Linked DNA regions of Homo sapiens: regions 2 and 3 are each linked to region 1. The links are chromatin loops, found by intact Hi-C in ENCODE. Cell type or tissue: PC-9. All regions are shown on one strand. Region 1 overlaps CHCHD6 (coiled-coil-helix-coiled-coil-helix domain containing 6). Region 2 overlaps CHCHD6 (coiled-coil-helix-coiled-coil-helix domain containing 6). Region 3 overlaps CHCHD6 (coiled-coil-helix-coiled-coil-helix domain containing 6).

Region 1 (8,000 bases):
CATTGGTTGTGTAGCTGACTGCATGTCCTGAGCTTTAATTTTTTATATTGATTATTTGGACCTTTTTAAAAAGACTTGTGTTCATTTTTCACTTATTTGTGGTTTTTACTATTTTCACATCAGAAACTCTTTCTCCAAATCCTGAATATGTTAATTTTCTTCACTTTGCTTAAAATGTAGCATTCCTGTGAATTTTGAGAAGCTTTGGATAATTAGGCTGTTGAGTTCCAAATCTCCCCAGATGACCAGTGTTTGGCCATGTTGATAGCATCTTGGATAGGGCTTTCCTGTGTTCAATCTGTTCCTCTCAGATTTCTGGGATTTACTTGCATCATCAACCCTTGGCCCTTTTCCAACCTGCACTAATTTTGCTGGGAATCTCTCCCCTGCCCTGGGCAGCAGGATCCTGGGCTGCACATTTTTCTACGTGGAACCATGTGCTGGCATCTGCGTGGCCTTTGGTTTGTTATTTTTCTTCCCAAGGGACAGCTGGGTAGAATAGAAGGCTTGCCACTGTGTGGAAAGCCACCAGGCCTGTCCTCGGATCCTGTTGTTTTGCTTGAAGTTGTGACACCCAGAGTAGGACCCGTTGCCTTGCTGAACCTCAGTTTCTTCATCTGTCAAAGGGGCGGTAATTCTTACCTTGAAATACTGCTTTCAGCTTGCCGGGAATTGACCTGTTGGAAAATCTGCTTCAGTGCCTGGCCTGAGGAGGGCTGTTGAACCTTGTGAGTGGACATATCACTGTTTGATTGGAGTTTTGAATACATTGCTGGTGGGAGCAGAGCACAGTCAGTGACTGTTTGGCTCCTGCATTCTCTCAAAGCATTTGGAGAAATGTTCTCACTGCGTGGGAAAGGTTCCAGGTTCCTGATTCTCACTCCCTTCCACCTATCTTGGCCCCACCCTCAGACTCCTCTGTGCTTTGGTCGGATTCTGTGCTACCCCCAGCTGGCTTCCACATGAGCCTCTCAGCTCTCCTTAAGCAGGGCCTGGCACAGAGTGGGAATAGTGGGAATCAGCAAACTTTCTTGGTTGACTCTATAAATAACTAGGTCCTGATCATCTTTTCAGATATTCTTAAGTGGGATCATCTTGTCGGATTTTCTGTAGTGGTTCTGACCCCTATTTCCATTTACTCAACTTTACATTGAGGGCCTGCTCTCTGCCAGGCACTGTTACAGGCTCTGGGGATAGGTTAGTGAACAAAACAAGCTAAAGTCCCTATCTGTGTGGAGTTTACATCCCCAAGGAGACCTGACACTTCCGATACTCTCGGATCTCTCTTCCAAATACATAGTATACTTGGTTGGTTTTTATGCATTTGAGTAGGAGATTTTTAGTTATTAAAACAGGTATTGAATATTTACTCTGTGCCAGGCACTGTTCTAAGAATTTTATATGCATTGTCATTCGATTCCCACAAAACTGCAGAAAGGAGGTTCTGTCATTGTTGTCATTTTACAGATAAGAAGCTGAAGAAACAGACCCAGAGGTCTTGACCCTTGCCTGTGGTTACACACCCGGAAGAGGTGGGTCCTGACCCTGCACAGGCGGTCTGACCACGGCATGCACACGTTGCCACTGCCCTGTGCTGCCGCTCTGTTCTTGGAATGCTCCTGAGGCCTTGGTTCTTTCTTTGCTATTAGACATAAATCCTCAAGTGCCGTGACCCTCTTAGGCTCCTTCTCTCCCGTGGCGCCCAGCACAGCCTGTGCACACCGTAGGCCGTGAATGACTGCTGTTAACTTGGGAGGTGGTTAGGGGGTGTCTTTCAGGGCTCCAGTCCAAAAGTTGCTCTCCCCAATGTCCACAGATTAGGCTCTGTTTTCTTCACATCTGTGATTGCACATGCCTTAATGCACTGGTCCCACGCTGCTCTATAGTTATGGGGGTTCCCCTCAGACCTCTGGGCCCCATGTCCTCCTCCCACCCCGCACCTGTATTCTGGCTTTGGGGCAGGGGCTGCCGGGTGATCTCTTCTGCTCAGACACATTTTGTCATCTTCCCTTCCCCGGCCTCCTCACCATGCTTCCCTCACCCTCACCCTTGCTTTTGATCTCACAGATCCAGGCCCTTGGAGAAATCAGACAGTATGAAATATGAAAACTGCTCGGGAAGTAATTGAAGAAACACTGTGACTTTGGAAACCCATGGAGATAACACTCACACCTTCTTACTCACGTTATTTAATTTTTAATGGCAGATTTAATTAATGGAGGTCAGGCCTCCTGCTTTCAGATGTGCATGTGGGGCAGCTGGAGGAGGAGGAGGGGCAGCTGTCTACAGGGCAGAGGAAAAGACTGCAAATTTGGGAAACTAAAGAGTCCGATGGGAAAGAAAATCACCCAGAAATAATAGTCCCTGGTCATTGGGTGCTAATTAATGTGTGAGAATTCGGTAGAGCGCACTTCAGAGAAGTTTCCCAGTGTCTCTCAGTGGGCAGCAGGGCTCCTTTACAGGCACAGTCATGCTGCCTTCCCAGGCTCTGTGCTGCAGGGTTCCAGGAGCTCTCGAGAACTGACGGCCTAGCCGGGGAGAGCTGGATGCCATCATCCACACAGCTGCCAGAATGTTCTTTTAAAAACACAAATCAGCTGGGCACAGTAAGTCACGCCTATAATCCCAACACTTTGGGAGGCCAAGGCAGGCAGATCACTTGAGCCCAGGAGTTTGAAACCAGCCTGGCCAACATGGCGAAACCCCCTCTCTGTAAAAAATACAAAAATTAGCTGGGCAGGATGGCACACTCCTGTAGTCCCAGCTACTGGGGTGGCTCTGAGGTGGAGAGATAGCTTGAGCCCAGAGGTCGAGGTTACAGCGGGCTATGATCACACCACTGCATTCCAGCCAGGAGCAAGGCCCTGCCTCAGGAAAAAAAAAAAAACAAAAAAAACAAATCTTCCCTGCCCCTCCTTCACTGAAAAAGGAAAGCCTTCTTCACCCTTATTGCCCATGAGGTGCAGTCCAAGCTTTTGAGCCTGCAGCTGGCATCCTCCACGTCCCCTCCTGGCCGTTGCCCTGTGCCTCTGCAGCAACAGTGGCATCTCCTGCCCCATGCACAGCCCTGTGGCAGCCCCAGGCTCCTCGCACTGCTGCCTGTGTTCAGGAGACCTCCCTCTCATTTGGCTCATTTCTGCTCATCCTTTAAAATTCATTAAAATGGATACACCCTTTGACCCAAGAATTTGACTTATACAGTGTTCCCTACAGATACACACAAAGTTCTAGATGCCAAGATGTTCCTCTTAGCTTTGTTTATAATAGTAGAAGACTAGAAACAACCTCTGTACAAGGATGGGGAGCTGCTTGAGTGATACTCAAGGGATGACACTACAGGGTATTCATTCCTACTACTAAGTGCTGGTCAGCTGGAGTGGGTGAGGTCTCTGAGGATCAATGGAAAGATGAGGTGTGGCAGATCGTGTCTGCTGCAGTCAAGTGAGTGTCAGGAACAAGTGGGGCACATGTGTGTGCTCACTCACACATGTGCCCATGCATGCACAGCACCTCGCCCTGACAAGGACGGGGTGCACAGAGGAGTAGGGATAGGGCTGAGTCCAGGCTGGCCAAGAGGCTCAGTATTCACCACACACCCTCCATGCTTTCCATTTTTGTTTTTTAAAACCATATGTAAGTATTTTTCAAAAACATTGTTTAGTGTAAATAAAAAAAACTCAGCCTCAGTTCAGGTATTGGCTCCCAGGAAGTCAGTCTGACCCATGGTTTCTGCCAGGCTGTCCTTTCAGGTGCCCCACAGCACCTGGGAGGACTGGCTGAGTACCCCATTGTAATTATGATGCCACCATCTCAGAGCTCCACGAGGCCAGGGAGCAAGCCACACTTGTCTCAGAACCTTCTGGCACTTGGCGGGTTCTCAGTGTGCACGTTGGTAGTGTCTAGTCCTTCTAGAAGCCCTGACCTGGTGATTGGTTGAGGAGTCCACAGAGTGCCCTGCCCTTCCCAGGAGATGGAGTCTGGGTCCACTCCAGCAGCCTTGGAAAGGCCTGGTGGATGAGCAGCTTTGTGAACACAGGAAGCCAGCTTGGTATTCCCAAGTTGTGGGCCGGAGACCTTCGAGTGCCAAGGGAGCTGCGGTTGTGAGGACATCCGTCCCTGTAGGTCTGCTTAGGCAGATTAGATGAGTGGGGTAGGCGGGTCAGGACAGGACAGGACGGGGAATTTCTCTGAGTCATTCTGAGAAACAATAGAGGAAGCTGCAGCAGGGTAATCACCGCCACTTCTTGGCCTGTGGGTACTTCCTGTGACAAATCGAGTTGACCACATGTTCAAACTGAGCTTGCAATCAAACCCAAGCACTATCCAAATTCACCGGGGCCAGGCTGTTTCTGGCAGTATGGCATCTTGAGCACAGGCTCTGAGTGTCTACTGAAGCCCACAGCAGGCCGGGCCCATCTGGGCCAAGGATTCGCTCTCTGAGAAGGTTGGCAACAGGTGCCTGGGCCTGCAGGATGGTGACCTGACACTCAGGAGCCCTGTGGGCACAACCACAGGAAGAGGGGTTTGGCTCAAAGAGAAGGTCTGAGCCATGAGGTTGTTTTGTGGGAAAGGAAGTAGGCCAGGATGAATTGTGGGGGGCGGGGCTTAGGATGAGGTGCATTTTAGCTCTGGAAAATTCAGTGGCTGTGGTGGGCTGAGGTGGGTGCTGTGTGCCAAGATGTCTCTCCACCAACTGCAGGCTGGGTGATACCCTGTGTTGCTGTTGAGAGAAGTGACTTACCCAAAGAACACCGCCAGCATATGCCAAAGCGCAAATCAAAATGTGGGTCTGTGGTCCATGCCATCTCCTGATGAGGTCTCATGAAGGGGAACTTCAGACAGCTAAGCAGTTCCCACCCAGGCTGTGGCGGAAGGGCGTCTGCATGGAGTGGGAGGGAGGCCCAAAGTTGTTATGTCTCTGTCCCTACCGCCTCGCCCAGGACAGGCAGTGCTGGTGGATACTGGACTGGTCGAGGCAAAGACGTAATCTCTCGTTTGAATGTGAGGGCTCTAGAGAGAACACTGGAGCCCCCTTGCTGGGCATTTTGGCAGCAGCTGGCTGTGGTGGGAGGAGAACCTGTATTTATTTCGTGCCTGTCGTATGCCGGGAGGGTTGGCATTTCCCAGCTGTCATTCCCAGTAGCTGTAGAGGGAGGCATCCATTATCTCCTTGGCTCAGAAGTGAGGAGCAGCGAGGTGACTTGCCTAAGCTCACCAGGCAGTGGAGGGTGAAAGGCCCAGAGGTGGCCCCCAGGCCTCCCTGACTCCCCCGGCCCAGCCCAGGGCAGAATGCCAGCACCTGGTGGTTCTTCCTCATCACATGAGCCAGGTGCTCTTCCCCAGGGGCTCACCTTCCACATTTACCTCCCAGTCAGCACTTCTCTGAGGCCACGATGCAGCAGGGGAGTCCTTGGGGTAAGACTAGAGGGGGGCCTGGTTTCCATCTGGACCTGCCTTCCATGCCCTATGGCCTTAGAGGTGGGGGGTCCATCCCTGCCTCAGTTACCTTCCCTGCAGAAGGCCGAGGGGGGTCCGTGGTGCACAGGAAGTGCTTTCCCTGGGTGGCTCTGTGCACCTCTCACTTCGTGTCTGCCCAGCTTCAGCCAGGCTAGCTGTGTGCCTGGTGGGCGGAGAGAGCCAAGTTGAAGTCCTACAAATGTGCAAGGCAACGCAGCTCTAAAGTTCCTTCACTGCCACACAAGCGTGTTTCAGGGACTGACTGATCTGTGCCTGCAGTAGGTACCTGAGACCTGAAGCTCCCATTTGCTCATCTGTAGAACGGGGATAATCATGCTGCCCGTATGAGCCTTTTTTTTTTTTTTTTTTTTTTTTTTTTTTTTTTTTTGGGAGACGGAGTTTCACTTTTGTCGCCCAGGCTGAAGTACAGTGGCACAATCTCGGCTTACTGTAACCTCCACCTCCTGGGTTCAAGCGATTCTCATGCCTCAGCCTCCCAAGTAGCTGGGATTACAGGCACCCGCCACCACACCCAGCTAATTTTTTTTTTGTATTTTTAGTAGAGATGGGGTTTTGCCATTTGGGCCAGGCTGATCTTGAACTCCTGACCTCAGGTGATCCACACACCTCAGCCTCCCAAAGTGCCCATGTGAGGCTTTGAGGAGTAGATGTGGTTGTGTCTGCAAAGGGACTGACCTTAAGCCAACTCCAGGTGACATCTGCTGTACCTTCCTCACCCGCACTGGGGAGGTCTGACCACGGGCCCTGCCCCACCTCAGGTTGTTTCATTTCTGAAACTGCTTCCTCATGAGTCAGCCCAAGGCTGGCCTTCTCCCTGCTGCCTACATGTCCACATGTGGGCTTCACCACACTCCCACCTGGAGCACGGCAGGAGGCTGCTAGCAGATGCGTTAATGTCAGTCTCCCCTCAGAACATGCGAAGGTGCTGGAGCTTCACAAAGAAAGGAGGATGTGGACCTGGGCCTTTGTGGCCTGGAGCAGCTTGCCTCTGAGGCACAGCAAAGTTCCATAACCTACCCAGAGCCACACGGTGGTGGCATCAGGGCTTAGACCCAGCTGTGTTTTGCTCCCAGGCCTGGGCCTTCCCTCCACAAACCTGGGTCTGTAGGTGCACATGTACCGGGTGATCTCAGGACAAATTAAGTGTGTGCCTGTGGATGCTCCCCTTAACAATCTGGACAGATGGTTGCTGTTCCGATGAGTAGGGTGGTCAGGGTAGGCAGCAGAGTGTTTCCCAGACTGGGAATCTAGACAACTGAGTTGTAGTCCTTACACTGCCCCGTTGCTCTGTGACTTTGGAGAAGTCATTTCACCTCTCCGGGAAGGAAAGTCCACCTATAAAATAGGGGTTGGACCAGATCAAGACTGAGAAATTTTTTTCTTTAAAGATAGTAAGTATTTTAAGCTTTGTAGGTCATGTAGTCTCTATCATAGCTCCTCAACTCTGCCATTGTAGCACAGAAGCAGCCACAGACAATATGTGAACTAATGAGCGTGGCTGTGTGCCAGTAAAACCCTTATTCACAAAAACAGGTGGCAGGCTGGATTTTGCCCGTGGATCGTGGTCTGCCAACCCCTGAGCTAGAGGATCTCATAACGCACTTGCAGCCATTGCTATTCTAGGATTCTGTAGCAGCAGCCATGCGTGGTGGAGCTGGAACCCAAGGTGTGGATTAATTACCAGTCGGCTTTGATGCCCGTCAAGAAATTAGCATCTGTCAATTTCTAATGTGGTTGCATCCCATTAGAGAGCAGAGGGAAATTTCAGTCTTTGGTAACCAATTCTGTTTTTCTCCTTGTAGAATGCTGAGATGTATAAACTGTCTTCAGAGCAATTCCATGAGGCAGCCTCAAAGATGGAGAGCACAATAAAGTAAGAATTTGTTTATTATTCTTTGTAAACTTGGCCCACAATTGTAAAAATTCCCACATGTGGCTTGAAACCTGCCACCACCTGCCTAATTTCAAGTTTCCCTAATAATACACACAACCATCTGTTCCTCAGCTCTCTCACCTGGATCTGAGGTAGCCATTGGTCATCTGTAATTGGCCAAATTAGCACTCAGTTCTTATCTAGCTCCTTGGCAAATTGGAGTGGTGCTAGGGTAGACTTGCAGAGTTATTTTCGGGGCCCAGTGTCTGCTGAGCAGGGGCTCCTTTCCTTGTGTGGCTAGCTGAGGAGCTGGCCGTCAGGCCCCAGAAGGAGTTGAGGCAGGGGTTCTGCTGGCTTCTCTCCCCTCTGACTGTGGAGGGGTTTTTAGGGGAAGGTGTCCCCTCTCAGTGCTTCCTGTGCCTGGTACATGCAGTGCACCCTGTGCGCAGTCATGCTCGGGGTGGCCCACACTTCATGCCCAGAGGAACTGAGGCTCAGAGAGCTGCTGGCTTGCTCAGATCATACAGTCCTAAGTGCCAGCATTCTGTCCCCTGTCTGTGGTGCTCCTATGCTGTCCATTGAGGACTCAGCTGGAACGTCACAGGAGCAGGGAGGTGCTCACAGTGTGCCCAGTACCAGTGTGGCTCTG
Region 2 (8,000 bases), 53 kb before region 1:
AAGGAGGCAGAAGAATGAGGCTTAATTGTATTAGTTTTGAAAAAGGTTTTTGATCTTCTCCACGGATAATTTTATTCCTGTAATGGCTGGGAAGATGGAAAACACAGCATCTGACAATCTTTTTTTATTAGCTGTTGCTTTTATATGATTCCACTTTCATTTGTTGAATACTCGCAGACCTTGACATTTCCAGCTTCTGTACACACGGCTCCAGGACTTCCCAATCATCACATCCCTTTCCTTTTTCCCCCTATTTCCTTTAAGTTTAGAACTGACAGTAAAAACCTGTTTCGGGGAAAGTTGGATAAGCTGCTGCATCATCCTTGACCACCCAAAATAGCTCAGAGTACAGTCCCGGGTGAGAGCAGGTTGAGATGGGGAGGCTGAGACCTGGGGCTGTTGGCCAAGCCATGGTGTATCCAAGGGGCTGGGTGGAATCCTGCGGCCGTCCACCGTGGAAGCTGGTCAGCCTCCACCTTCTACCTGTTGAGACTGGCAGGTAAGGAAAGCCTGCACAAAATCCAGACTCATTTTCAAGGAGGAAGAGACTTATGGACCCTTTTGTCTGCAGTATTTATTTCCTAGATGATTATTCTTGAGCATGGAAATCTCATTTTGTAGGGCTCCTGTGCTTTATAATCCTTCTGAGTAATTGTTCCTCACAGCCACACTGCAAGATCTGAGTGAGGAATATTGTTTCCATTTCCCCATAGAAAGCAGTGAGCTGTTGACACAGACAGGGGCCTTGTGAGGGTCTTATGGCACCTGAAGAAGCAGCCTGAACTTTGAGTATGGTGTAACTGATGGAGTGTGGGCACCAGAGCCCATGAGCCTTGGCTCCCACACAGCAATTCAGTCACTGTGCCTCCTTTCAGCTCGGTTTCTCCATCTGTAAAATGGAGATGCTAATGCTTTCTGCTGGGAGTTAATGGGAGGATTAAGGGAAATAACACCTGTAAAAGTGTTGGTGCGTGCTGGGCGCCTGGCAAGTGCTGGCTCCTTCCCTGGTGCACAGCAGTACTGGGGGCTCTGTTTCATGTCACAGTGCTTCAGGTTTGGATTAATGGATGAGCATGTGTGCATGCACACATATATGCATGCTGAGATGGATTTTTATCATTAAAGGTGGCCTGACCCCAACACCTGCTCTCTGGGATGGGGAAGCCTTCTCTCTGGGCTGCATCGGGCTTTTCTCTGATGGTCTTGCAGTATCCACTGGGCTGGGGCCATGCAATCCCCAGGTATGTCTGCACATCTGACAGTGTCACAGAACAAGGCCTTTGTCCATTTCTGTAGGCATCTTTGCACGGGACCCCTATTAACTTCAGTAGGGATGGCACCATGTTTGAGAGCTCAAACAAGAGCCTCAGAGCCGGCAAATGAGACATCGGGTTTTATTTGCAGAAAAGTTACATACAGGGACAGTCCAGTGGCAGTGGGATGGACAGGAGAACCGCAAGGTCCCATGGCCGGCTGAGCAAGCAAACCACTGCTCACAAAGAGCATGTAGTTTCCATAGCATTTTCACTTAGCACTCTCCCTAACAGGTTCTACCTGGCAACCTTCATTTAAACCCAGGGGTGGCCAATCTCTTGGCTTCCTTAGGCCACACTGGAGGGAGAATTGTCTTGGGCCACACAAAATACACTAACACTAATGATGGCTGATGAGCTAAAAAACAAAAACAAACAAACAAAAAAAATCACAAAATCTCATAATGTTTTAAGAAAGTTTATGACTGTTTTGGGCCACATTCAAAGCCTTCCTGGGCTGCATGCAGCCCCTGGCCCATGGGTTGGACAAGCTTGATTTAACCCAAAACAAAGGGCCTCAATGCCCTGTACAGCTGTGTTCCATGGATTTTCACTTCACAAGGGCCGGTGGTTCAGATGTTCCTTGTAGATAAGGAATGGATCTCTGGGTTGGCCATTCCCAGATTCCTTAGCTCAGAACTCCAAACACACATTCAGGTGCATCTGCCATACAGGCACATGGACCAGGAAGGTGAGACCCTCGACTGCTTGTGCTGGCTTGAGTCATGGCCGCTGAACCCCTTGCCATCTTAGCTGTGCTCCCACTGCACACCTGGCTCCAGAGCCTTTGCTCAGTTGCCAGTTTGTAATTTTCTGCAGGAAGCAAAAGAAGTAGGAGTGGGATTTACTCACACCATGCCTGGATTCAGGTATTATGGGGCTAAGGGGACTTGTGCCTCTTCAGAACCCCCACACTTTATCGTCTCCTAGTAGAAACCTTGGTGCTGGGTGGCTCTGAAGAAGACCCTGAGAGCCCATGGAGTTGACCACTTGTGGCTGGCCAAGCCCTTGTCTTCAGTCAACCATGGAGCTGAGTAGGGTGGTAGGGATGAGTAGGCTTTGGGGTCCAGCAGACCTCAGTTTAGTTCTGCCTCAGTCATGTAAGCAGCCTTGTGACCCTGAGCATGTCATTATGTTCTCTAGCCTCAGTTTCCTTATCTTTGAAATGGGGATTTAGGACTAACCTGCCAGCTGTTTTGGGGTGAGTGGTAGTTTGTGTAAAGCAACCATCAGAGTACCTGACCTTAGTATCCAGTCCTCTTTCATGTTATTTCTGTCCTCTTCCTCCTCTTTAATAAATGCCTGGCCTTCATTTACTCCACATCAATTTAAGTCTGCTAAATGCCAGGTGCAGAGATGGCTCAGACAGCTGTGGCTCCTGCCTCATGAAACCCACAGTCAGGTTTGGGAGGGAAGGGAGATGCCGAGGATTAGGATGCCAGATGGGAGGATGCCCATATGCAGGCTTCCTGTGAGTAGAGGACCTCCCAGCTCTGTGAAACGCTTCGTCTCACTTTATCCAAACTCAGCAGCTATGAAGTGGAGAAGGTCTTTTTCAGGGTTAGCATCAAAAACCAAGTCAGGAAGAAAGGGAGAAATGTATTCTTCCTGGACTTTGTCTCCTTTCCCCAGGATTGAAGTCTTCCTCCCTGTACCTTTCAGATGCTTCCCTGCACTGCCTCTGAGCAGTCAGCCCTTTCCCCCATTGTACTCCCTGCTGCCGATCGAACTTTCTTAAGAGAAGACCATCATCTGATCCCGAGAGCCCTGCTGTTTTCTCACTGACACCGCTCAACAGACGTCCCTATCCCAGGCACACTGGTCTCTGCCTTGTCCCTTGGTGTGTAGGGAAACACAAGCTACACAAGGTGTTTGGAGGAGGAATTAAATATAGGATTTCCACTTCACAGGAAAAGGAGTGGTCAGCAAATGTGAAAAGAGCTCAGCCTCACTACATATCAGGGAAATGCAAATTACAACCACAACATGATACCATTGCACACTCGGAAGAATGGCCAAAGTGGAAAAGACAGGCAGCTCCAAGTGCTGGCAAGGATGTGGTTTAACCTAAACTCTGAGACACCATTGGTGGAGTGTAAGTTGGCATAGCCACTGTGGAAGATCGATAGCCAGCATCTTTTAAAGCTGAACATGGGTATGCCCCAGGACCTAGCATTCTGCATGTGCCCCCAGGTTCACCAGATGTGCCCCCAGGTTCACCAGAAGAGAGGCTGTAGAATGTCCATGGTAGTGTCATTCACGATAGCCCTGAAAATGAGGAGAGAGGCAAGTGCCGGTGGTATTCATGATAGAGCATTGCTGGCATGAAAGTGAGCCGTCCACAGCTGCAGGTGCTGCTGTTGGAACTCCAGACACACTGCTGAGGAAAGCAGCCGGGTAGGGAAGAGGACCTACAAACTGTGATTCCATCTACAGAAGGGGTGAAGGCAGCACAGCACATCTATGGTGTTAGCAACTGGGATAACAGTTACCCTTTGGGGGCAGCAGTGACTAGCAGGGGTCATGTGGTGGCAGGGGCGGGGGCGGGGGGGAGGGGTGGGTAAGGCTTCCTTTCATGACCTTGGTGTTAGTTACAGGTGTGTTCAGTTGCTGAGAGTTCATCTGGCTGTGCTCTCAGGAAAGAGTCGGCACACGAGGCTTCATAAAAAGTGGGCTGCAGCTGAGGAAGGCAGCCCAGCAGGGGTGCCCCATGGCCTCTGCTGCCCCTCGCTGCCAGGCACCCTCCTCGCTGGCCTGCAGCGCTCTGCTCAGGATCTGCTTTCCAAATCCCAGGGACCTTACAGGCCTTAAACATCCTCTTCCAGGCCCTCCCAGGCCCACCTGTGTTTGCCTCGCCTCCTCGTGTGACTGGAGGACAGACCAGTAGGGATAGGCTACTCGCCTTATGGAGAGACACAGCCAGAATGCGGCAGGCCCACTGTTAGCCCACATCTGTTTGCACCCGGCCCGCTGGGCTCTTGCCTCCTCTGAGTTCTATAATTCTGAGTACCTCCTCTTCTGACCAGGTTGCTCCATGTCCATTCAGTCTAATAGAGTTGCTAAAACCCTGTGTCAGGTGCTGTGAGACAAGGGTCATGGGCACAGAATGAGGGCTGGGTGTGGAGCTACACCTCACTGGAGTGCCCCATAGGCACCGCAGAATCGCCTGCTGCTCCGTTGTCTGTCCCCCGCTGAGGTTTGAGCCCTGTGCATATTCTAGCACTTGCCACACTCTGTCTTGTTAGCGCCTGTGGCTGTCTGCTCTGCATCTGTGAGCACAGTCCTTGCTGGTCTGATTCATCAGGTGATTCATCGCCAAGGGCTGAGGATGCAGTGCCTGGCATAGAGTAGGTGCACAGTAAATGTTTGCAGGAATAAAGAAGGGAACGTGTGTGTATGCAATCAGGAAACAGTGACGCAGCGGGGTTCCAGAGGAGGAGGGAGCCTTTGCCCAGAAGGCTTCTCAGTGGGAGCTGTGTTTGGAGAGAGCAGGATGTCAGTGGGCCGCATGCAGGGCTGGTAGTGGAGAAACTGGGGCTTCTGGCTGGAGAGCTTGGCCCCAGCCAGGTGCTATGTGAGAAGGGAGGCCACAGGTGGTACAGCTGGGAAAACAGGCTGGCCTGAGAAAGAATAATGGTGCCATTAAGAGAAAGAGAAAATTTAGGTGAGCCACTACACTTGGAGAAGGTTGTAAATTTAATTCTAGGCTTGCACGTATGAGGCAGAGATGACCAGCTGATGATTGAGAAGTATCAGACAGGGAGTTCTGTGTCCTACAGAATGACAGTCACTATAATTTTGTGAGCATATGCTATGTGCCAGGCCCTCTTACATAAGTCATCGTGAATCCTTGCAGCAACCCTGTAAGGTAGATTATATTACACATGTTCTACAAATGCAGAAGCTGGGAAGCAGGCTGAAGTAGCTGTCAGAAGCCATGCACACGGCTGATAGATGAAGTCAGGTCTGCGAGACTCCAGAGCCCGCTCTTCCACTGCCACGTGCTGCCTCCCACCGCCTCCCGCATCAGTGAGTGGAGAAGAGTCCAGGAAGAATGTGGTTGGCAGTGCCAAATGCTGCCTGTCAGAGACATTGAGGACGAAGTGAGGCCTCGCTCATGCTGGCGTGAAGGCCCCGTGAGCTGTGTTGAGGATGCATGTCCTGCATTGTCATGGAGACTGATGCTGGGTTCCATGTAGGGTTCAGGTTCCCCAGCACTGGAGAAGGAGGAGGTCTCCAGACACGTGCTCAGTGAGGGGTGTGTCTCGTTGGAAGAGCCGCCACCTGCCTGCCGGTCACTCCAATGTGGCCAGCAGTACTTCTGTGAGTGAGAGAGGCCCAGAGTCTGCACCAGAGATTCAGAGCAGGGTCCCCTACCTTGAGGATGTGAGTGTGAGAGGCCTATAGAGAGAAGCTGCTAGAGCCTGGGGATTCAGAGGGAACTGCTAACAATGACCTGAAAACAATACAGCAGGAAAGCTTCCCTTGGGGAAGAGGCCCACCTTCCACCGTCATGGGGAGCACTCTTTAACCTGCTGAGTGAGGGATCTGAGCCCAAGGGACTTTTGAAGAGTTTTTGAATCAGAGTTTTCCAAACACCGCATGTTCTCACTCACAGGTGGGAATTGACAATGAGAACACTTGGACACAGGAAGGGGAACATCACACACCGGGGCCTGTTGTGGGGTTGGGGAAAGGGGGGAGGGATAGCATTAGGAGATATACCTAACGTAAATGATGAGTTAATGGGTGCAGCACACCAACATGGCACATGTATACATATGTAACAAACCTGCATGTTGTGCACATATACCCTAGAACTTAAAGGATAATAAAAAAAGAAAAAGTTTTTCACAAGGTTAGGCTGAAGAAGGGTACCGCCAACTGGTTAGCCCATTAACACCTTTTTTTTAGTAATGGTACCACCATGAAAGCTACCATTTTGTGTGTTCTCAGCCGTGTATTGAAAGTGAGAAGTGAAATAGCATATTGCTTAGAGATTGACGACTGCCTTTCTTAGCAAGATGAGCTTTTGTGCACTTGTCCTGGTGGGACCAGGTCCTTTGATAAATGTGATCAATGAGACAGGAATATACAAAGAAATTGATAACCATTGACCCAGTCCAGTTCTTTTCACAGATGGCCCAAGGCAGTTAAGTGGTTTGAGAGTTTCCTGGTATTGTAAGCCTTGGGTTTTTAGATTGAGAGGGAACCGAGTTTGAATTAAGACTTTACCACTTACTGGCCTTATAGAGATGATGAAGTCACTTAAGCCCTTGAGCCCTGGGGACTTTCATCTTTAAAAGGAAGACACTAGAGTTGCATTTCCGTTTATGTAATAAAGGACATAACCTACAGGCTAGCCTGCTGTAACATATCCTTGCTACTGCTGTTGTTGTCATTGTTCCTGGAGGTCACACACCTAATGAATAAATAGCAAGGACTCTGCCTCCTTGCATCCCTGTCCACAGACCTACAGTTTTTCCACTATAGTGTGAGGATAGTGGTTAAGGTCACAGGCTCTGAAGTTAGGTACTTTTAAGTCGTGGCTTCCCAACGTGTGTACTAACCGTTATAACCTCAACCAAGTGATTTACTCCTTACTGAACTTCACTTTCTTCATCTATATAAAGTTTCTACTTCGGATCATTATGAGAAGAAATGAGATGGCTCACAGTGTTTATCCAGGAGGAGCTCTCAGTAAGCACTTCATAAAAGATTTCCATTCCCACCCCTGCCCCTGCCACTGCCACCGCCACCACTACCAACACCACCACCACCAGCACCACCACCAGCACCACCACCTCATCCTCCTCATCCTCCATCACTACCTCCACCATTACCACCTCCTCCTCCACCATCACCTCCTCCTCTACTACCATCACCACCTCCCCCTCCTCTACCATCACCACCTTCCCCTCCATGACCATCACCACCTCCCCCTCCACGACCATCACCACCTCCCCCTTCACTACCATCACCACCTCCCCCTCCACTACCATCACCACCTCCCCCTCCACGACCATCACCACCTCCCCCTCCTCCACCATCACCACCTCCCCTTCCTCCACCATCACCACCTCCCCCTCCTCCACCATCACCACCTCCCCCTCCTCCACCATCACCACCTCCCCCTCCATGACCATCACCACCTCCCCCTTCACTACCAGCACCACCTCCCTCTTCACCACCATCACCACTTCCCCCTCCTCCACCATCACCACCTCCCCCTCCACCATCACCACCTCCCCCTCCTCCACCATCACCACCTCCCCCTCCTCCACCATCACCAACTCCCCCTCCTCCACCATCACCACCTCCTCCTCCTCCACCATCACCACCTTCCCCTCTACCACCATCACCACCTCCCCCTCCTCCACCATCACCACCTCCCCCTCCTCCACCATCACCACCTCCTCCTCCACCATCACAACCGCCTCCTCCACCATCATCACCACCTCCTCCTCCTCCTCCATCACCACCTCCTCCTCCTCCTCCATCACCTCCTCCTCCTCTACCATCACCACCTCCTCCTCCTCCTCTACCATCATCACCTCCTCCTCCTCCACCATCACCTCCTCCTCCCCCACTATCACCACCTCCTCCACCACCATCACCACCTCCTCCTCCTCTACCATCACCACCTCCTCCTCCACCATCACCACCTCCTCCTCCTCCACCATCACC
Region 3 (8,000 bases), 130 kb before region 1:
TGTTCTGAACATGCCATATAAATGGAATCATAGAATATGTGGTCTTTGTGACTAGCTTCTCATTTAGCATAATGTGTTCAAGATTCACCTATGCTGTAGCATGTATTAGTACTTCATTTCCTTCTACCACCAATATTCCATTGTATGGCCATATCACATTTTATATATCCATTAACCAGTTGATGGATATTTGGGCTGTTTCCACTTTTTTAGCTACTATGAATAGTGCTGCTGTAAACATTTGTCTACAAGTTTTTCTGTGGATATGTTTTTATTCCTGTTGGTTATATACTTTGCAATGGAATGGTTGGATCAAATAGTAACTCTATGTTTAACTTTCTGAGGAATGTTGGGACTGTTTTCCAAAGTGGCTGCCAGCACCATTTTACATTCGCACTAGCAATGTGTGAGGGTTCCAGTTTCTCCACATCTTCACCAACGCTTGTCTTTTTGAGTATAGGCATCCTAGTGGATGTGATGTGGTATCTCATTGTGGTTACGATTTGCATTTCTTAATGGCTAATGATGTTGAATATCTTTTCATGTGCTTATTGGCTATTTATATATCTTTTTTGGAGAAATGTCTATTCAGATCCTTTGTCCATTTTTAATTGGATTATTTGTCTTTTTGCTGTTGAGCTGAAGGAGGTTTTTTTGATATGTTCTGGATAGTAATCCTTTGAGATAATGATTTACAAAAATTTTCTCACATTTCCTGGGTTTCTTTTCACTTACTTGATAGTGTCCTTTGAAGCACAAAAGTTTTCAGTGTTTTTTGAAGACAGGGTCTTGCCCTGTTGCCCAGTTGGAGTGCAGTGGTGTAATCATAGCTCACTGCAGGCAGCCTTGAACTCCTGGGCTCAACCAGTTCTCCCACCTCAGCCTCCTGAGTAGCTGGAACTACAGCCATGTGCCACCACGCCTGGCTCATTAAATTTTTTTTTTTTTTTTTTTTGGTAGAGAGAGGGTCTCACTATGTTGCCTAGGCTGGTCTTGAACTTCTGGGCTCAGGCAATGCCTCCCAAAGGATTACAGACATGAGCCACTACACCAGGCCAAAAGTTTTAAATTTTGATGAAGTCCAGTTTACCTACTTTTTATTATTTGTTTATTTAAGTAAGTTTTGGGATTATAGGCATGAACCACTGTGCCTGGTAATTTTTCTTTATTGCTGGTACTTTTATTGTCACCTCTAGTAAGATTTTGCCTAACCCAAGGTCCTGAAGACTTACACCTATGATTCTTCTAAGAATTTTGTAGTTTTAGGCCGGGTGCAGTGCCTCACGCCTGTAATCCGAGCACTTTGGAACACCAAGGCAGGTGGATCACGAGGTCAGGAGTTTGAGACCAGCCTGACCAACATAGTGAAACCCTGTTTCCACTAAAAATACAAAAATTAGCTGGGCATGGTGGCGCGTGCCTGTACTCCCAGCTACTCAGGAGGCTGAGGCAGGAGAATCACTTGAACTTGGGAAGTGGAGGTTGCGGTAAGCCGAGATCGCTCCACTGCACTCCATCCTGGCAACAGAGCGAGACTCCATCTCAAAAAAAAAAAAAAAAAAAAAAGAATTTTATAGTTTTAGCTCTTATATTTAGGTCTGTGATGTCTTTGGAGTTAATTTTTATGTAAGGTGTAAGACAGAGGTCTAAATCCATTATTCACAAACAAAACTCTGGATATCCAGTTGTCCCAGCACTATTTGTTGAAAAGACTAGTCTTTCCCCATTGAGTTGTCCTGGCATGCTTGTTGAAAGTAAAAATATTTAGTTTTTGCCAAGCATATATAGTTGATTTCATAATAGATAAATACAGATATTAAGCACCTCTGTTGTATGTCTTATCTGCCCTATTAAGGTTATAAACTCCTTAGGGCAAGAAAAAGTCATGTCCTATTTATCTTTACTTCTCTTTAGCATCCAGCTCAGTATCTACTATATACTGGTCTTGTGAGTGCATCAGAGCCAGCTGTAGAGACTTAATCAATGAAAATGTGAGAGAATATTCCTTTTGGTCAGTTAAGTGTGTTCCAGATCCTGCCAATGAGCTTATATCACTAATACTGTAGTAAGCAAATCGTATAGTGATTTACCTTCTGTGTATTTAAAAAACAAAGTCTCAGTGTGATGCATCTGTGTTTGTCACACTAATCATCCCTTTTAATGGAGAGCTCCTATCAGGCACGTAAGCTTGGGTCTAGCCATCCAGAATTTAAGAATGGTTTGTCTTCAAGTGTTTTCATCACTTGGATAATGAAAGTTAGGGAAACACCTAAGGGAGGGTTTCTCCCACCTTTTGTTTTTAGTTTTTTCTATTAATTTCCTTCATTTGTGGTTTTATTTTTGAACAGATAATACATTGACATGATTCAAAAGTCCAAAGGTATCCAATAAAAAGGCTCCATCACTCCAATCTTCCAGCCGCCTGGCTCCCTGCCTTGGGTAAGAGTTGTTATTGATTTCTTCTGTGTTCGTCCAGAGGTAGCTGATGCATATACAAAATAGTATTTTCTGTACTTTCTTTTCCCTGTTTAATCTTCCCCCCTTTTATTACACAGATGGCCCCTTATCTTCGCCTGATTCTCCCTTGCTTTGGAGGGTCATCTTCTTGATTCTGGCTTGCCTGTCTAGACTTGCAGTGGCCTTGATGGCCCGCTTGCTAAGATCCTTGGTCATCCTACCTCTGTGGTGCTGTTTCAGGCCTTTGGATTAATTAGCAAGGTGTGTGAAGAGGCTGTGCTTCAGGGTAATGCTGCTGTGTGTGGACTGCTTTTGGCCTCAAGGGACAGAACACCCAACTATCAGAGGCTTAACAGCCCAACCATGTATTATCTTCCTGCACAAGAAGACTGCAGGCAGACGAATGCTGATATAGTGTGCTATTCCACCTGTGTCTGAGCAGATGGTGGCTTCCCCACAGTTCTGTGGCCTTTTCCCTCATGGTCACAAGGCATCCAGTCCTCACATCAGCACCTCAAGCAGGAAAGACACTTCTCCAGCCACTTTTGCACATGTCTCATTGGCTGGAGCTGAGACCTGTGACCATCTCAGACCCACCACTGTAAAGGACAGTAGGATTACCATGGTTTCACTAGATTGGGCACAGCTTCCCCTGAGGCTGCCAGAAGAGCCTGCCTTTCCTGAGATCAGAGGCATGAAGTAAATGCCTACAAAACTAGGACTCCACTGGCATGAAGGAAGGTAGGAGCTTTAGAGGGGAGTGGCTGCTAGGGCGCCAATGAACAGTGTCTACCCCAGGATCTTTATAGTCAAGACGGTGGAAGAGGCCAAGACAGACATACACGCACAGAGGTCTCAGACCAGCAGGGCCATTTCTAGCACAAGAGTTAGAAGCAGTAATACTCTAATTTGGCCTGAGGCAGTGGTAGCATTGAAGTGACAATATTCATTCTTGCCTGGTTTCATGAAGTAGAACTAGATCCCTGAAGTTTTTTCTTTAAGGGATTTTCTCCTGGAAATGCATCCTCTAGGAGAACACTTAGTTGCAATCTGCTTGTTAGAAGACAGAGATGCATCTGCTGGCCTCCTGCCTTGTGTATGGTTTTGGAGTCCAGTTGAGCAGCTGGGCATCAGGCGAGGGGTCAGGACTGGAGCAAGGGCTGCCTTCAGTCTGTAGAAAGATGCTGATCTGGAGAAGATGCTGCTGGCAGCCCTGCTTTCAGAGCCAGATGCCAGTGTTCTGCGCCCATGCTGAGAGGCCTGCATTATCCCGGTACCCAGCCCATTTCATCCATCTGCCTTTCATTCTTGCCATTCCCTCCTTCTTTATCCTTGTCTCTCTCAACTTCATTTTCCCACTCTCTTTTTTAGCCTCTTGGAGCTGAGATCCAGAGGCCCAAAGTCTTTTTCTTTTCTTGCAGCAAACAGTATTAGGAAGCCCTTGTCTTTGCCAGCAGTGAAGGGGAAAAGCCTCTTCTTGGAGGGTGGAGATTAGGGGAGGGTCTGGGAGTGTCACACGAGAAATGAGAAACAGATGTAAGATCTGCGGCTGAGCCCAGTCAGAGGAGTTGGCGGGTGGGGAGAGGGAAAAGAAGACTGGAATTTGGTGGTGGTAGTCATTCGTGTGTTTAATACTTTTGTGGCTTTACTGGTGTTCATGAAGCAAACTGCTCCCAGCAAGGCAGTGAACAACAAGCCAATGATTAATTGCCCTTTCTAAATTGTAATTATGTCACTCACCAGAACCCGTGAACATTAATTCTCGATTTACATAGTGAGTAATTGAATAATGAAGGGGCTGCCTGTTTGTTGTGCTCTGTTCTTACTCTTGCATTTCTACAGTGCCAGGCCCTTCTGTCTCTCCTAGTCTTTGGATGTTGCCCACTTCCCTGTTGGTTTTAGTGTCTGTTCTGGCCTCTGACTGCGAGCTGTCTGACATTACATTTCATTGACGGTTGAGTAAGGCCCAGGCCGATGTCATACGCTTTAGAGAAAGGAGGCCAGCCGTTTCTGATTCCAATCCGATGCTGCCTTTCATTAAATTTCTTCAATGAAAGCCTGCTCTGCCTAACTCAAGCAAAATGATGTGAATTTACTACAAGGATACAGGGAAGCTCACAGAAGCAAAGGGAAAGTTGAAGAAGCAGGCCTTAGAAGAAGAGAGCTAGACTCAGGGTCCAAGGTGGGGGCATCAGTAGGCAGGTCCTCCCGCAGACACCACTCTAGAATGAATCAGCTCCAGCGTTTCCAGTCTGCCATCTCATACTTGATTGCTTCAAATTCCTGAGCAAGTCACACCCTTGGCAGTGGAGGGTGGAGCACTTCGACTGTCTTGCCAGGAATCAGGAATGCACACATTGTGGGAGGAAACAGTCATTCTTCCCTCCACCCCCAAAACACACATAATCAACAGGCTTTTACCAGAAGGGGGAATGGATGCTGGGCAGGCAGATGATTTTTGTATATGGTGTAAGGTAGGGGTTCAGTATCAATCTTTTGCATATGGCTGGTCAGTTAGTCCAGCACCATTTATTGAATAGGGAGTCATTTCCCCACTGATTATTAACTATAGTCACCATTCTGTACATTAGATATCCAGAACTAAATTCATCTTATATGTGAAAGTTTGTACTCTTTGACCTACCTCTCCCCTACCCCATAGCCTCTGGCATCCACCCTTTGTTTCTCTAAGTTCTACATATAAGTGAGATCATGTAGCATTTGTCTTTCTGTGACTGGCTTATTTCACCTAGCATAATGTCATGTGATCATCTCAATAGCTGTAGAAAGCATTTGACAAAATTCAACATCCTTTCATGATAAAAATCGTCAGCATTCATATAGAAGAAATGTTCCTCAGTATACAAAGGCTACATATGACAAGCCCACAGCTAATGTTATACTGAACAGTGAAAGACTGAAAGCTTTTTCTGTAAGATCAGAAACAAGGGTGCCCACTCTTGCCACTTCTATTCAACACAGGGCTCGAAGTCCTAGCCAGAGCAGTCAGGCAAGAAAATGAAATAGAAAGCATCCAAATCAGAAAAGAAGTTAAGTTGTCTCTGTTTGCAAATGAAGTGGTCTTATATATAGAAGTTCCTAAAAACTTCACCAAAAAACTGTTAGAACTGTAAAATTGCAGGATGCAATATCAACATAGAAATATCAATTGCATTTCTATATACTAATAATGACCTATCTGAAAAAGAAATTAAGAAAACAATCCCATTTACATAGCATCAACTTTAGGTTTTGAGATGTTTTTCCATTAGTGAGGCTACTTGGTTTGGAGCCTCAGAGGCCTTTTTGATCAGCAGCTGTGATCTGTAAGGTAGAGGGCTGTGTGAGAGGTGCAGCTTGGGGCCATGATCAGGCATGCAGGCCTGCCATTTTACGTGGTGGGAGGGGGGTCTGGTACAAACTGGGATTAAATTCATGAGATTGTCCTTGTTAAGGAACTTGGATCAGAAAGAGATAAGTAATTCAATACTTTTGGGGGAGGGTAAGAGGGCACTCTTAATATGAATGGGGAGAATCTGTTTGAACCTTTTTTTGTATCCCCACTGCACTCATTTTTCTGTTGACCTCTCCTGGAGACACTATGTCTTGTACATGGAGAACTCTTGACAGCTGCCTGCAGGTAGCTTTCTGTGAGAGTCAGTAGATGTGCTTGCCACAAATAGGATGGGCAGGAATCTATTTCACACTCCCCACCGCCTCATGGTTTTCTTTTCCTCAGTGGTGCCCATCTTTATTCTCCATAAGAAACCCAGGCTTCTATCAAGATCTTGAACAACAAAAGTTTTCTCTGACCACAGTTCCACTGTTTTGCTCTTCGTGCTCTCTTTCCTATTGAACTTTCTCTTTCCTTTCAATGCATTCTGAAAACTTCCCTGTTCTCAGCCCAGCAGCCTCTTCCTGTTTCCTTTGTCTTCCCACCCAGGGCAGACCCCCTTGTCAGCCATTGTGGATGTCACTCTCCTCCTGCTAGCACTCATTATACATAATACCTGCCCCCACTGCCTTGCTGCTGCTTTCTGCCCCCAACTGTGGAATGTGGCTGGAGAAAGCTTTGGTGCTAATTTGTAGACTACCTGGTGTACTCCACACAGAGCTGCCCAGCCTCAGTGCTGCTCAGCAACAGCACCGTCCCACCCTCACTCATGCCCCATATAATTTTCCCACAGAAACTTTTCACACCTTTCCCTGTTCAGGCATCCCCCAGTGTCAGCAGATACCACTGCCTCTCAGTTCATGGAAGAAAAAAGGGGCCAAATAATCTGACCCCTCCTCCCCCAGTTTCACGCTTTCACATTAGTGCCTGTCTCTTCACTCACTATTTTCCTTTCATACTTGTGATCCTCACTGGATTTTGAGAGGTTTTTTTGGACTTTTATATACCAATTGTCATTCCTTTTGCTTGTGTTTTTCATTTTCCCCTCCCTATTGATTCCTTTTCCTTAGCTTATATATTTTCCCAGAATTTCCAAAGTACTTTATGTATTTATTTTTCCTGCTTCTAGTGGTTTAGAAGCTGTGTATTCTTCTATTCTCCTTGTGATTATACTTATATATTTACAAAAATGTTTAATTCCCATGTTTCCTTCATCCAGTTTTTCTCCAGTAATGTCATCTTGCACAACTTGCACGGCCATAGTACAGAGTTTCTCAGCCTCAGCTCTGGTGACATCTTGGGTTGGATGCTTCTTTGTTGTGTGGCTGGCGGGTGGTGACTGTCCTTTTCATTATAGAAAGTTTAGCAGAATCCCTGGCCTCTACTCACTAGATGCCAATAACACTTTTCTAGGTGTGCCAACCAAAACAATCTCCAGATGTTTCCATATCTCCCGTGGGCAGCAAAGTCACCCTGGGGCAGGGGGCAAAATCACCCTAGTTGGAAACTGCTTTGTGTTAGTTTTCTATTACTGCTGTAACAGATTACCAGTTAGTGGCTTCAAACACATGAACATTTTATCTTCTAGCTCTCAGAAGTCTGACAGTCACTCTTGCTCCCATAGTCAAGGGAGAGCATAACACAGTGATGTGAATACCAGAAGGGGATCTTTGGGAGCTGCTTGCCACAAATGTTGTACATTTCCCTCTGAGCTGTGCTTTAGGTACAGCTCATAGTTTGTTTTTAAATTGTAAAATTTACATAATATAAAATTAACCATCTTAAACATTTTAAAGTATACATTAACTAGCATTAAGTACATTTACCATGTTTTACAGCCGTATCACTATGCATTTCCAGATTTTTTCATCATTGCAGACTCTATCCATTAAATAATAACTGTCCCCAATTAAATAATAAATGTCCCAATTTTTCCTCCCCCCAGCCCCTGGTAATTTCTACTTTGTTTCTTTTATACATATATATAAGTAGATATTTATCATACTTTAAGTTCTAGGGTACATGTGCACAACGTGCAGGTTTGTTACATATGTATACATGTGCCATGTTGGTGTGCTGCACCCATAAACTTGTCATTTACATTAGGTATATCTCCTAATGCTATCCCTTCCCTCTTCCCCCACCCCAC

Evidence for each region. Peaks named below come from ENCODE experiments on the same cell type or tissue, not always from the same donor. Only the 100,000 strongest peaks of a DNase experiment are listed, where the experiment ranks them.
Region 2: it touches region 1 in a loop (4-fold over the local background); 4 of 110 quality-filtered maps call a loop at or near these places.
Region 3: it touches region 1 in a loop (8-fold over the local background); 4 of 110 quality-filtered maps call a loop at or near these places.

The regions. Positions count from the first base shown.
Region 1 is chr3:126,907,400-126,915,399 of GRCh38, forward strand. CHCHD6 (coiled-coil-helix-coiled-coil-helix domain containing 6) reads left to right here. Exons shown (of 8, transcript NM_032343.3): 6 at 7,281-7,351. Among named protein-coding and RNA genes, the nearest start is that of PLXNA1, 72 kb to the right of the region's middle. RefSeq lists a silencer at 1,381-1,693 and enhancers at 3,724-4,923, 3,856-4,335, 4,476-4,555. In PC-9, no CTCF peak of the experiment used is centred here; DNase peaks (open chromatin) are centred at 1,522, 4,212 and 6,242; H3K27ac peaks cover 7,581 bases.
Region 2 is chr3:126,854,450-126,862,449 of GRCh38, forward strand. The region is part of intron 5 of CHCHD6 (coiled-coil-helix-coiled-coil-helix domain containing 6); the gene reads left to right. Among named protein-coding and RNA genes, the nearest start is that of PLXNA1, 120 kb to the right of the region's middle. In PC-9, no CTCF peak of the experiment used is centred here; a DNase peak (open chromatin) is centred at 4,632; H3K27ac peaks cover 1,534 bases.
Region 3 is chr3:126,777,992-126,785,991 of GRCh38, forward strand. The region is part of intron 4 of CHCHD6 (coiled-coil-helix-coiled-coil-helix domain containing 6); the gene reads left to right. Among named protein-coding and RNA genes, the nearest start is that of CHCHD6, 78 kb to the left of the region's middle. In PC-9, no CTCF peak of the experiment used is centred here; a DNase peak (open chromatin) is centred at 4,770; H3K27ac peaks cover 1,635 bases.